Regions from separate parts of the Homo sapiens genome. Here region 1 is linked to region 2. The links are chromatin contacts, found by Hi-C or POLR2A ChIA-PET in ENCODE. All regions are on one chromosome and are shown on one strand. The core of a region is the stretch at or near the end of the contact, and the rest is flanking DNA. Distances in the headings are between cores, read along the strand shown.

The links. A loop is a pair of places that touch in the nucleus more often than their neighbours do. ChIA-PET counts read pairs that join two places held with the same protein, here RNA polymerase II (POLR2A). Pooled maps may share reads with other maps.
Region 1: a pooled map shows a loop between it and region 2 (5-fold over the local background). The contact joins two enhancer-like sites. A Hi-C loop is called at or near these places in 7 of 50 pooled maps. POLR2A ChIA-PET finds 5 or more read pairs at or near these places in 2 of 52 experiments (OCI-LY7 and activated CD4-positive, alpha-beta T cell).

The regions. Positions count from the first base shown.
Region 1 is chr3:39,359,215-39,365,433 of GRCh38, reverse strand. It overlaps the pseudogene EEF1A1P24. Among named protein-coding and RNA genes, the nearest start is that of SLC25A38, 21 kb to the left of the region's middle. RefSeq lists an enhancer at 3,710-3,939. Within about 2 kb of position 3,698, at least 5 of the 41 ENCODE cell types and tissues checked have a DNase peak (open chromatin) inside an H3K27ac peak, as active enhancers do.
Region 2 is chr3:39,265,506-39,271,584 of GRCh38, reverse strand. CX3CR1 (C-X3-C motif chemokine receptor 1) reads left to right here. Exons shown (of 2, transcript NM_001337.4): 2 at 5,067-6,079. The coding sequence starts at 5,076. Among named protein-coding and RNA genes, the nearest start is that of CX3CR1, 11 kb to the left of the region's middle. Within about 2 kb of position 3,629, at least 4 of the 41 ENCODE cell types and tissues checked have a DNase peak (open chromatin) inside an H3K27ac peak, as active enhancers do.

The DNA.
Region 1 (6,219 bases), core at 2,449-4,948, 94 kb before region 2:
AAAATAGTTTCAGCAGAAATGGTACCAGCTCTTCTTTGTACCTCTGGTAGAATTAAGCTGTGAATCCATCTGGTCCTGGGCTTTTTTTGGTTGGTAGACTATTTATTATTGCCTCAATTTCAGAACTCATTATTGGTCTATTCAGGGATTCAATTTCTTCCTGGTTCAGTCTTGGCAGGGTGTTTATCAGTTTCTTCTAGATTTTCTAGTTTATGTGCATAGAGGTGTTTATAGTATTCTCCAGTGTTTGTTTATATTTCTGTGGGGTCAGTGGTAATATCCCCCTTATCATTTCTGATTGTGTTTATTTGATTATTTTCTCTTTTCTTCTTTATTAGTCTAGGTAACAGTCTATCTATTTGATTAATTTTTTCAAAAAACCACCTCCTGGATTCACTGATTTTTTTTGAAGAGTTTTTTATGTCTCTATCTCCTTCAGTTCAACTCTGATCTTGATTATTTCTTGTCTTCTGCTAGCTTTAGGATCTGTTTGCTCTTGGTTCTCTAGTTCTTTTAGTTGTGATGTTGGATTGTTAATTAGAGATCTTTCTAGTTTTTTGATGTGGGCATTTAGTGCTATAAACTGCTTTAGCTGCATTCTTGAGATTCTGGTACGTTGTCTCTTGGTTCTCATTAGTTTCAAAGAACTTCTCGATTTCTGCCTTAATTTTATTGTTTACCCAGGAGTCATTCAGGAGCAGGTTGTTCAATGTAGTTGTGTGGTTTTGAGTGAATTTCTTAATCTTGAATTCTAATTTGATTTCGCTGTAGTCTGAGAGACTGTTATGATTTCAGTTATTTTGCATTTGCTGAATGTTTTACTTCTGATTATGTGATAAATTTTAGATAAGTGCCATGTGGCAATGAGAAGAATGTATATTCTGTTGTTTTGGGGTGGAGAGTTCTGTTTTATCAGGTCCACTTGATCCAGAGCTGAGTTCAGGTCCTGAATATCTTTGTTAATTTTCTATCTCAATGATCTGCCTAATATTGACAGTGAGGTGTTAAAATTTCCCATTATTATTGTGTGGGAGTCCAGATCTCTTTGTAGGACTCTACGAACTTGCTTTGTGAATTGAATCTGGATGCTCCTGCATTGGGTGCATATATATTTAGGATAGTTATCTCTTCTTGTTGAATCAAACCCTTTACCACTGTGTGATGCCCTTCTTTGTCTTTTTTGATCTTTGGTTTAATGTCTGTTTTGTCAGAAACTAAGATTGCAACCCCTGCTTTTTTCTGTTTTCCATTTGCTTGGTAAATTTTCCTCCATCCCTTTCTTTTGAGCCTATGTGTGTCTTTGCATGTGAGATGGTTCCCTTGAAGACAGCATACCAATGGGTCTCCTCTTTAGCCAGCTTGCCACTTGGTGTCTTTTAATTGGGACATTTATTTAGCCCATTTACATTTAAGGTTAATATTTTTATGTGTGAATTTGATCCTGTCATCATGATGTCAGCTGGTTATTTTACAGACTTGTTTATGTAGTTGCTTCATAGTGTCACTAGTCTGTGTACTTCAGTGTGTTTTTGTAGTGGCTGGTAACAATTTTTCCTTTTCATATTTAATGCTTCCTTCAGGAGCTCTTGCAAGGCAGGCCTGGTGGTGACAAATTCCCTCAGCATTTGCTTTTCTGAAAAGGATCTCATTTCTCCTTCGCTTATGAAGCTTAGTATGGCCAGATATTAAATTCTGGGTTGGTAATTCTTTTCTTTAAGAATGTTAAATATTGGCCTCCAATGTCTTCTGGCATATAGGGTTTCCACGGAGAGTCCCACTGTTACTCTGATGGGCTTCCATTTTTAGGTGACATGACCTTTCTCTCTAGCTGCCCTTAACATTTTTTCCTTCATTTTGACCTTGAAGAATTTGATGATTATGTGTCTTGGGGTTGATCTTCTCATGGAGTATCTTACTGGAGTTCTCTGGGTTTCCTGTATTTGAATGTTGGCCTGTCTTGCTAGGTTGGGGAAGTTTTCCTGGATGATATCCTGAAGTATGTTTTCCAACTTGGTTCTGTTCTCCCTGTCTCTTTCAGGTACCCCAATCAGTGCTAAGTTCAGTCTTTTTACATAATCCCATATTTCTCAGAGAGTTTGTTAACCCTTTGTTATTATTTTTTCTTCTTCTCATCTGTCTGTCTTATTTCTGAAAGATAGTGTTCAACCTCTGAGATTCTTTTCTCTGCTTGGTCTATTCTGCTATTGATACTTGTGATTGCATTGTGAAGTTCTCATGTTGTGTTTTTCAGCTCCGTGAGGTCAGTTATGTTCCTCTCTAAACTGGCTATTCTAGTTAGTAGCTCCTGTATTGTTTCATCATGATTCTTAACTTGTTTGCATTGGGTTACAACATGCTCCTTTAGCTCGCAAGGTTCATTAATATCCATCTTCTGAAGCCTACTTCTGTCAATTCAGCCATGTCAGCCTCTGCCCAGTTCATTCCCCTTGCTGGAGAGTTATTGCAGTCATTTGGAGAAGAGGCACTCCACCTTTTTGAGTTTTCAGAATTGTTTTGTTGATTCAGTGTCAGTTTTGTAGGCTTATCTGCCTGCAATCTTTGAGGTTGCTGACCTTTGAATGGGCTTTTTGTGGGGTCTTTTTGGTTGATATTGTTGTCATAGTTTTCCATTTGTTTGTTTTTCTCTTAACAGGGCACTGACTTAGCAACCGTAGGGCTGCTGTGGTTTTCTGGGGGTCCACTCCAGACCCTAGTTGCCTCAGTTTTTCCTGTACCTGGAAGTATCATCAGTGAAGTCTGTGAAACAGCAAAGATGCCAGCCTGCTCTTTCCTCTGGAAGCTCTGTCCCCGGGGGTTACTGACCTTTTCCTGGCCTGAACACTCTTGTAGGAGGTGTCTGGAGACCCCTCTTGGGAGGTCTCACCCGGTAGGAGGAATAGAATTCAGGAAACACTTACAGAAGCAGTCCAGCTGCTTTTTGGTAGAGCAGGTTTGCTGTGTTGACAAGGCTACTCTTTGTCCAGATGCCTAGACTCTCCAGAGCTGGCAGGCTTGAATAGCTGAGTCAACTGAAGTGCAGATATGGAAGCCATCCCTGCCGCCTACCCTGCCCCCACCAAGTTCCCTCCCAGGGAGAGATCAGGTCTTTATAATACTGGCTGGAGTAACTGAAGGCTTCCCACAGGAAGACCCCACCCAGTGAGGAGGACTTGATCGGGGTCTGCTTACAGAGGCAGTCTGGGCACAATCTGGCAAGTCAAATGTGCTGCATTAGGGGGTTCCCTCTTGTCCTGACCACCTACACTCTCCAGAGCTGGCAGGCTGGAATACTAGTTGACCGCACTATGAAAATAGTGCCCACCCCTCCCCTGGGAACTCCTTCCTATCTCAGGTGGGCTCAGCCTGTTGCCCCTGGCTGGCTGGAATTCCAAGCCAGTGTGTCTTAACTTGTGAGGTGCTGTGGAAGTGGGGCCTGCAGAATGACACTTCTTGGTTCCCTGGATTCAGCCCCCTTCCTAGGGGAATGTATGAACAGATCTGCTGCCTCACCAGGGATTTTGGGGCTAGAGTATGTAAAAGTCTTGGGTCTCTGCGAGTGCCTGAGTGGCTGCTCTGCCAAGGCCCCACACAGCTCTGTGTATAGGACCCAAGGCCCTAGAGGTGTGGGCTCACGAGGGGATCTCCTGATCTGTGGGCTGCAAAGATCTGTGGGAGAAGCATGGTTTCCTGGGCAGGGTTGCATGATCACTCACCACTTCCTTTGGCTGGGGGTGGGGGTTCCTTTGGCTTTGTGCTACTCCCGGGTGGGTCATTGCCCCAACCTGCTTTTCTTCATTCTCCTTGAGTCAGGTTAATTTTCTAGTCAGTCCCATTGTGAGAACCTGGATATTTCAGTTGAAGGTGCTAAATCCACTTGCGATTTTCCTTACTCTCTGTGAGTGCTGCGGACCACAGCTGCTTCTATTCGGCCATCACCACTGCAGGACAAGTCACTGAATGAGGGACAGGGCTGCTCACAGTGGAAACCACAAAGTAGCTCATTCTGCTCAGCACCTCGCTTACTACTTTGCCAGAGAGACAGGGTGAGGAGCAGATACTGAGTGAGCTTCCCTCAATGTCTGTGGTCTCTTTCTAACTACCTGCGGGAATCCTTGGATATCTATCATCTTAAATATTTATCTTTTCTTTACACTAGGAACATTCATATTATTGTTTTCCAGCTATTTTGAAATGTTCAATTGATTAATGTTAACTATAGTCACCCTACTGATCTATTGACTACCATGTCTTACTTCTATCTAACTGTATATTTGTATCCATTAATTAACCTGTCTTCATTCCCCCTGTACCCATACTTTCCTACCTCTGGTAACCACCAGTCAACTTTCTATCTCCATAAAATCCACTTTTATAGCTCCCACATATGAGTGAGAACATGTGATATTTGTCTTTCTGTGCTTGGCTTATTTTACTTAACATGTTGATGCAAATGACAAGATTTCATTATTTAGATAGCTGAATAATGATTCATTGCATATATATATACATATTATATATACATATTTTATATATATACATATTATATATATATATACACACACACACACACACACACACCTGTTTTCTTTATTGAATCATCTACTGAGGAGTACTTAGATCAATTCCATATTTTGGCTATTGTGAAGGGTGCTGCAATAAACATGGGAATCCAGATCCCTCTTTGATGTATTGATTTCCTTTCTTTTGGCTATATACCCAATAGTGAAATTGCTGGATCATATGGTAGTTCTATTTTTTAGTTTTAGTTTTTTTGTGTTTTTTTTTTTTTTTTTGAGACAGAGTCTTGCTCTGTCACCCAGGCTGGAGTGCAATGGTGCCATCTTGGCTCACTTCAACCTCCACCTCCTGGGTTCAAGTGATTCTCATGCCTCAGCCTCCCGAGTAGCTGGGATTACAGGCACCTGCCACCATGCCCAACTAATTTTTTGTATTTTTTATAGAGACAGGGTTTTACCATGTTGGCCAGGCTGGTCTCAAACTCCTGACCTCAGGTGATCCACCCGCCTCGGCCTCCCAAAGTGCTGAGATTACAGGCATGAGCCACCATGCCTGGCCTATTTTTTAGTTTTTTGAGGAAACTCCACACTATTTTCCATAATGGCTGTACTAATTTATCTTCCCATCAACAGTGTATGAGGGTTCCTCTTTCTCCACATCCATGCCAATATCTGTTATTCCCTTTCTTTTTTTTTTTTTTTTCTCATTAAACCTTTTTAATGGGTCTCAAAATTCTGTAACAGATTTTTGGTCAAGTTGTTTCCATTAAAAAGTACTGATTTTAAAAACTAATAACTTAAAACTGCCAGATGCAAAAAAGAAAACCAAAGTGGTCCACAAAACATTCTCCTTTCCATCTGAAGGTTTTATGATGCATTGTTATCATTAACCAGTCTTTTACTACTAAACTTAAATGGCCAATTGAAACAAACAGTTCTGAGACCATTCTTCCACCACTGATTAAGACCGGGTGGCAGGTATTAGGGATAATATTCATTTAGCCTTCTGACCTTTCTGGGCAACTTGGTGACCTTGCCAGCTCCAGCAGCCTTCTTGTCCACTGCTTTGATGACACCCACGGCAACTGTCTGTCTCATATCACAAACAGCAAAGCGACCCAGAGGTGTTTAGTATGAGAAGCTCTCAACACACATGGGCTTGCCAGGAACCATGTCAATGATGGCAGCATCATCAGACTTCAAGAATTTAGGGCAATCTTCTGGCTTTTTACCAGAACGGCAATCAATCTTTTCCTTCAGCTCAGCAATCTTGCATGCAATGTGGACCATGTGGCAATACAGTACAGCGGCATAGCCAGCGCTGATTTGGCCTGGATGGTTCGGGATAATCACATGAGCAGTGAAGCTAGCTGACTCCATTGGTGGGTCATTTTTGCTGTCAATTGCCACGATGAACATCCTTGACAGACATATTCTTGACATTGAAGCCCACATTGTCCCCAGGAAGAGCTTCACTCAAAGCTTCATGGTGCATTTTGACAGATTTTATTTCATTGTAATGTTGGCTGGAGCAAAGGTGACCACCATACCAGGTTTGAGAACACCAGTATCCACTCAGCCAACAGAAACAGTACAAATGCCACCAATTTTGTGGACATCCTGGAGATGCAGGCACAAAGGCTTGTCAGTTGGATGAGTTGGTGGTAGGATGCAGTCCAGAGCCTCAAGCAGCATGGTTCCA
Region 2 (6,079 bases), core at 2,380-4,879:
ACCCACGCTGATATCTATTTCATGACCACATATGTTCAAAAGCCACATGTGAGAGGTATGGTTGAAATGAGAGGTTGTGTTTGCCAAGTTGTCTTCTGACTGTGGAGAGCTGGTGAGCCTCTTCTCATCTCCTGGGGCTCCATATTATAGAGCTGACGAATCTCTTTTCTTGCTCCTTGAAGTCTTTCATTCACTTATTTATTAATTCATTTAACACATCAGGCACCTACTAACTTCTCAGAGTTCAAGGCTTCCTAGCCTATGATCAGAAAGGACACCTGTGTGCTCATGAGCACCCCTGGGATCAGGGTGACTGATAGGGTGCTGTCATCACTACTAGATGAAACTCTTTGGAACAAAGGTCTAGGATATAATATTTATCCTTCTGCAAATATTCATATGGCATTCGCTGTGTACCAGGCCTTCTGTTGAACATTGGCCTGCAGAGCTGAAGAGGACGTGGGTCTTCTCTTAGGAACTCCTAGTCTTGGGAAAAAGGAATGGGGAAGGGCTGTAATGTGAAGTTAAAAAAAAGTGCTGAGGCCGAACACATCTGGGCCCTCACTGCAGCCCTATTGCACACACACTGCATCACCTCGAACAAGTTATTCACCCTCTCTGAATTCATCTATTTGCCCATAAAAATAGAGATGATCCTTTTATATGTTGGCTACCACTTATTATGTGCAGCATGCTTGTTATTGTACTAAGTTACTCATTTTTTAGTTTTTCATATAACTCATATTTTTGTTGATTTTTATTTTAAAATTCCAAACGAATTAATTAAACTATTTTCCAAAATACGTAGTATGTGTACATGGTAAAAAACATTTCCAAAAGTTTACCATAAAAACTGTCTCCTTTCCCATATCCTCAATCCTTCAGAATCCCTCTCCAGGGATAATTACCACCACCAGTGTATTCCTTAAGAGATATTTAAACTTTATACAAAATACGCACACATCATTCTTTTCCACAAATGACAGCATACTATGTACATGGTACCTCACCTAGCTTTTTTCACTTACCAGTATATCTTAGAGATTGTTGCATGACAGAATATACAGATCTGCCTGTTTTTGTTGTTTTTCCCAAGTTTCCAAGAGCTAGAAACTGTTTGGTTTTTAAGCAGCTGCTTGGTATTCCATTAATTGGACTTATCGTGCTTTGATCTGTCCCTAGTGATGGACATTGGGGTTGTTTCCCTTCATTTATATTTGAAGCTTGTTGCAGTGACAGTGTACACACTTGCTTGAGCATGTGTGTGTCTACGATAAATCCCAATAAGCAATTTAAAGTAATTTAATTCTTATGCTCTCAACAAACCTAAGAGGTTATTTTTTTAGAGGAGGAAGCTAAGGCTGTTGTTTTGATGCCTTTTTACCACTGGACTTGGGACTCAACTGTTTGATAGTCATCGAGTCCTTGACTCTTCTCCCCTGCCAGGATTTGGCCCCTAAGCCCAGGGCCCGAGTCTCCTCCATCTTCAAGGGAGAGTGGGAACAGCACAGGCCTTGGCCTCAGTCCTGCTCCCCCTGCTTCTAGCTGTGGGATGGGCCAGGTGCTTCACCCAGCTGTGCCTCCTGTGAGGCACAGTGTGTGCAAAATGGAAATGTGAACATGAAGATCAAAAATGTCCCTCAATGACCAGTGCTGTTCCTCAGAGTCACGTGGGAACTCATAGAAAGCGATATTGGTACTGCTCTTTCCTCTGTAGCATGGTCCAGATGGCTCATAGCAGGGACCATGATATGCTGGGTGAGCACCCACTGCATGCACCCACTGTGCCAGCACTGAGAGACTCCTGTGGGAGCCACAGCAATTCTAGGGTCTTCACTGGGGACTCTGAGACAGCAGGGAGCTAGGATGAGGGCTGCAGAGTGTTCGTCTGCCCTCACTGAGCAGACCCCCTGGATGGCAGGGAGCAGTCCCAAGCCAGATGGATGCCCATAACCAGCCATTTGGCTCTCAATACATAATATCACCACGTATCAGGCAAAACCATCCTGCCCAGAGCATTATCTGAATTTGCATCCCATCTGCAGAAGATACATTCACCCACTTCTTCCATTCTGTCTTAATCAAAGTCTTTATGTGAATTTTCCCCATTGAGAAGACAAGCCCCTTCCTGGCTTAGACTGTACCTGACTGATCTTTTCATGAGCTCCTTGCCAAGCCAGACCACCCCCAGCTTATATGGAGACTTGGTGCAAATTAGAGATGCCCCTGTGCACGTGGCAGCCCTGAGCCCAAGCACCCAGTAAGGCAAAGGGCCTGATTTGGGACCCCTCTGCCACTCCACCAGGCAATCAGTTGCTTATTTCTAACTTTCCCTTCCTTCTCCACATTTGTCCCATTCCTTCCTCTCATCATGAATATCCCCAGAGGCATTCAGCAGTGCAGTGAATTAAATATAGAACTTTTTTTTTTCAGAATTGCAGAACGGATTAGATCAATATTAATCCAAACAGAGCAATGAGCCTGACAGTTTAGTAAAAGCTCAATAAAGGGTGGCTTACCTCCCCCAAAATAATCTGAAAAGAAAGCATGTCTTATTTCAGGGGGAAAAAAAAATAAAGTGACCTTTAAAGACCAAATTCCCAGGATACCCAGGGTGGAGGTGGAACATGGGAGTCCACAGGCAGCCTGGATGTTTCCAAAGATCCAAAGGGCTTTTGCTTCCTCACATAATGCAGGAAACAAATTGAACATGTATTAAGTGCTTGCTGTATGTGACACACTGTGCCAGGTGCTCCCCTTAAAACAGTTCTGTGGGCAGGCATGAGAATGAATCCCGATCTTACAGACAAGGAATGTTAGGCTCAGAGGTTTCAAGCTCACCCATCACTCAGCCAGAGAGGACAGATGCAGGATTCAATCTCGGGAGTGCCCGAGTCCACAGAAGTTCCTGTGCTGAAGGACCGACCACAGGCACATAAAGAGATGCGAGACAATTTTTACTGGATTTGGCCACCTCTCGAGGTCGGCTTTGCCAGCTCTTCTCACTGGGGGAAGGGGAGGGAGAAAGTAGCTAGCTCCAGGGTCCCTAACATAGAACCACCAAGGACTTGACTATTTTTACTCATACAGCAGCTTGTCTGGGAAGATCATGCTCTGTGACAAGCTGCAGGCACTAAGTAGCAATTTCTGTTTCCCACATATTAGCTTGAGTCATATAAAACTGACATGGATGTGGCTCAAAAATAGCTGTATGTCAGCCATTTTATACCATTTGACTTAAATGTTATTAATTAACGTCACAGCCAGAGATTATTCTCTGAGAAAAGGGCATTGTAGCCTGAAGCAGAGAAAGCATACACGTTCCCTGGGGTTGAGAACTCATCACAGCCTGAGACAGCTTAGGTTGTAAAGCCCCGGCCCACTTATCCCAGGAGAGTCTGGGTGAGATGCAGGCCCCAAAGCAGAGGCTGGGAAGCGAGAAGTGACACACCCTGGCTGGGTGGGCCCTCATCTTGGTGAGACACCACCTGGGTAAAACCATCATGGAAAGGGTGTAGTGGGGCGTGGAAACTCCCTCGGTTAAAGCGTGAGCTTTGCTGTAAGTTGTGGTAAGGAGGGAGGCAGTGACAACCAGGAGGCCTGTTTTGAGGGTTTCTGAGGGACCCATCTGTGGTATCACGAGGAGACGCCCAGAGGAGCCGTGTGAAAGGGCTGCCTCCCAGCCGGCTCTGGAGTGAATGAGCAGCAAGTCCTGGCTGCGAAAAGAAGGGGAGTGCAGCCTGCAGAAGTGTCTTCTTTTTTCAATTCCTGCTCAGAAGGAAACAGGAGATAAGAATAGTGGGGAAGTCCAAACCAAAGTGAACTATAGGGCTGGTAATCGTAGGGGGAATTAGTCACCCGGAGACTAGCCCAGCAGACTAACGGAGCCCCATCCTCCATCTTGAATCAGTCAGCCCCTCTATGACTGCAGAGTCCTGAATGATGGCAACACCTTCTCTTCACTTAGCGTTGTAGGATGACCAACAGTCCTGATTTGCCTGGGACTGAGGGGTTCCCAATAGATGGGACTTTCAGGGCTAAAACCAGGAAAGTCCTGGGCAGCCCAAAACAAGGTAGTCACTCTAGAGTGTATGACTCTGTCTGATACCTGCTAAGAAAGAGAAGGACTTGTTGATTATAAGGAGAAGAGGAGGTGAAATGGTTCTCAAAAAACAAAGATGAGGGCTTCCGGGTGCTGTTCTGCCCAAGGCTCTGGGTCTGAGGCTTCTCTCTCCAGGCCTAGCTTCATGGAAAAGTAAGGGGCCAGAGGGTGGAAAAGGTGGAAACAAAGGAAGAGGATGGAGAATTGCTTTGGGGAAGTTTGGACTGGAAGTGTGAATTACAGCTGCACCCCCAATTCACCCCATCTCACCCCCCTCCCCCTCCTGCTCATGGTTCTCCCTTTCTCATCCACACATTGGTCAAACTAGCTAGCTTTTGGAGAGATTTTGGGCAGTAAAAGTAAAACAGATCTGTCTCAAGCTTCAAAAAGCCTAGAGCTGGCTGGGCGCTGTGGCTCACGCCTGTAATCCTAGCATTTTGGGAGGCTGAGGCGGAAGGATAATCTGAGGTCAGGAGTTTGAGACCAGCCTGGCTAACATGATGAAACCCCATCTCTACTAAAAATACAAAAATTAGCCAGGCGTGGTAGTGCACGCCTATAATCCCAGCTATTTGGGAGGCTGAGGCAGGAGAATCGCTTGAACCCCAGGGGACAGAGGTTGCAGTGAGCTGAGATCGCACCACTGCACTCCAGCCTGGGTGACACAGCGAGACTCCATTTAAAAAAAAAAAAATGCCTAGAGCCAAATGCTCACAGAGCCATTTACTGCATGGCTTTGGGCAAGTCAAAGGAGTCCGCCTCTCCTGTCAGAAGAGTCTGTTGCAGTCTTCATCACAAGACTGTTGTGGGGATTAAACAAGATGGCAAGTGGGAAGTTGGGAAATGTAGTGTGCACCCAACCAATATTTGTTTCTTCCTGCCTGCCTACATATGAGGCCACACAGAATTCCAACTTTGTTTCTCTGATAACTAACACAGTTACTTGTTTTTCTTTCTGATCCAGGCCTTCACCATGGATCAGTTCCCTGAATCAGTGACAGAAAACTTTGAGTACGATGATTTGGCTGAGGCCTGTTATATTGGGGACATCGTGGTCTTTGGGACTGTGTTCCTGTCCATATTCTACTCCGTCATCTTTGCCATTGGCCTGGTGGGAAATTTGTTGGTAGTGTTTGCCCTCACCAACAGCAAGAAGCCCAAGAGTGTCACCGACATTTACCTCCTGAACCTGGCCTTGTCTGATCTGCTGTTTGTAGCCACTTTGCCCTTCTGGACTCACTATTTGATAAATGAAAAGGGCCTCCACAATGCCATGTGCAAATTCACTACCGCCTTCTTCTTCATCGGCTTTTTTGGAAGCATATTCTTCATCACCGTCATCAGCATTGATAGGTACCTGGCCATCGTCCTGGCCGCCAACTCCATGAACAACCGGACCGTGCAGCATGGCGTCACCATCAGCCTAGGCGTCTGGGCAGCAGCCATTTTGGTGGCAGCACCCCAGTTCATGTTCACAAAGCAGAAAGAAAATGAATGCCTTGGTGACTACCCCGAGGTCCTCCAGGAAATCTGGCCCGTGCTCCGCAATGTGGAAACAAATTTTCTTGGCTTCCTACTCCCCCTGCTCATTATGAGTTATTGCTACTTCAGAATCATCCAGACGCTGTTTTCCTGCAAGAACCACAAGAAAGCCAAAGCCATTAAACTGATCCTTCTGGTGGTCATCGTGTTTTTCCTCTTCTGGACACCCTACAACGTTATGATTTTCCTGGAGACGCTTAAGCTCTATGACTTCTTTCCCAGTTGTGACATGAGGAAGGATCTGAGGCTGGCCCTCAGTGTGACTGAGACGGTTGCATTTAGCCATTGTTGCCTGAATCCTCTCATCTATGCATTTGCTGGGGAGAAGTTCAGAAGATACCTTTACCACCTGTATGGGAAATGCCTGGCTGTCCTGTGTGGGCGCTCAGTCCACGTTGATTTCTCCTCATCTGAATCACAAAGGAGCAGGCATGG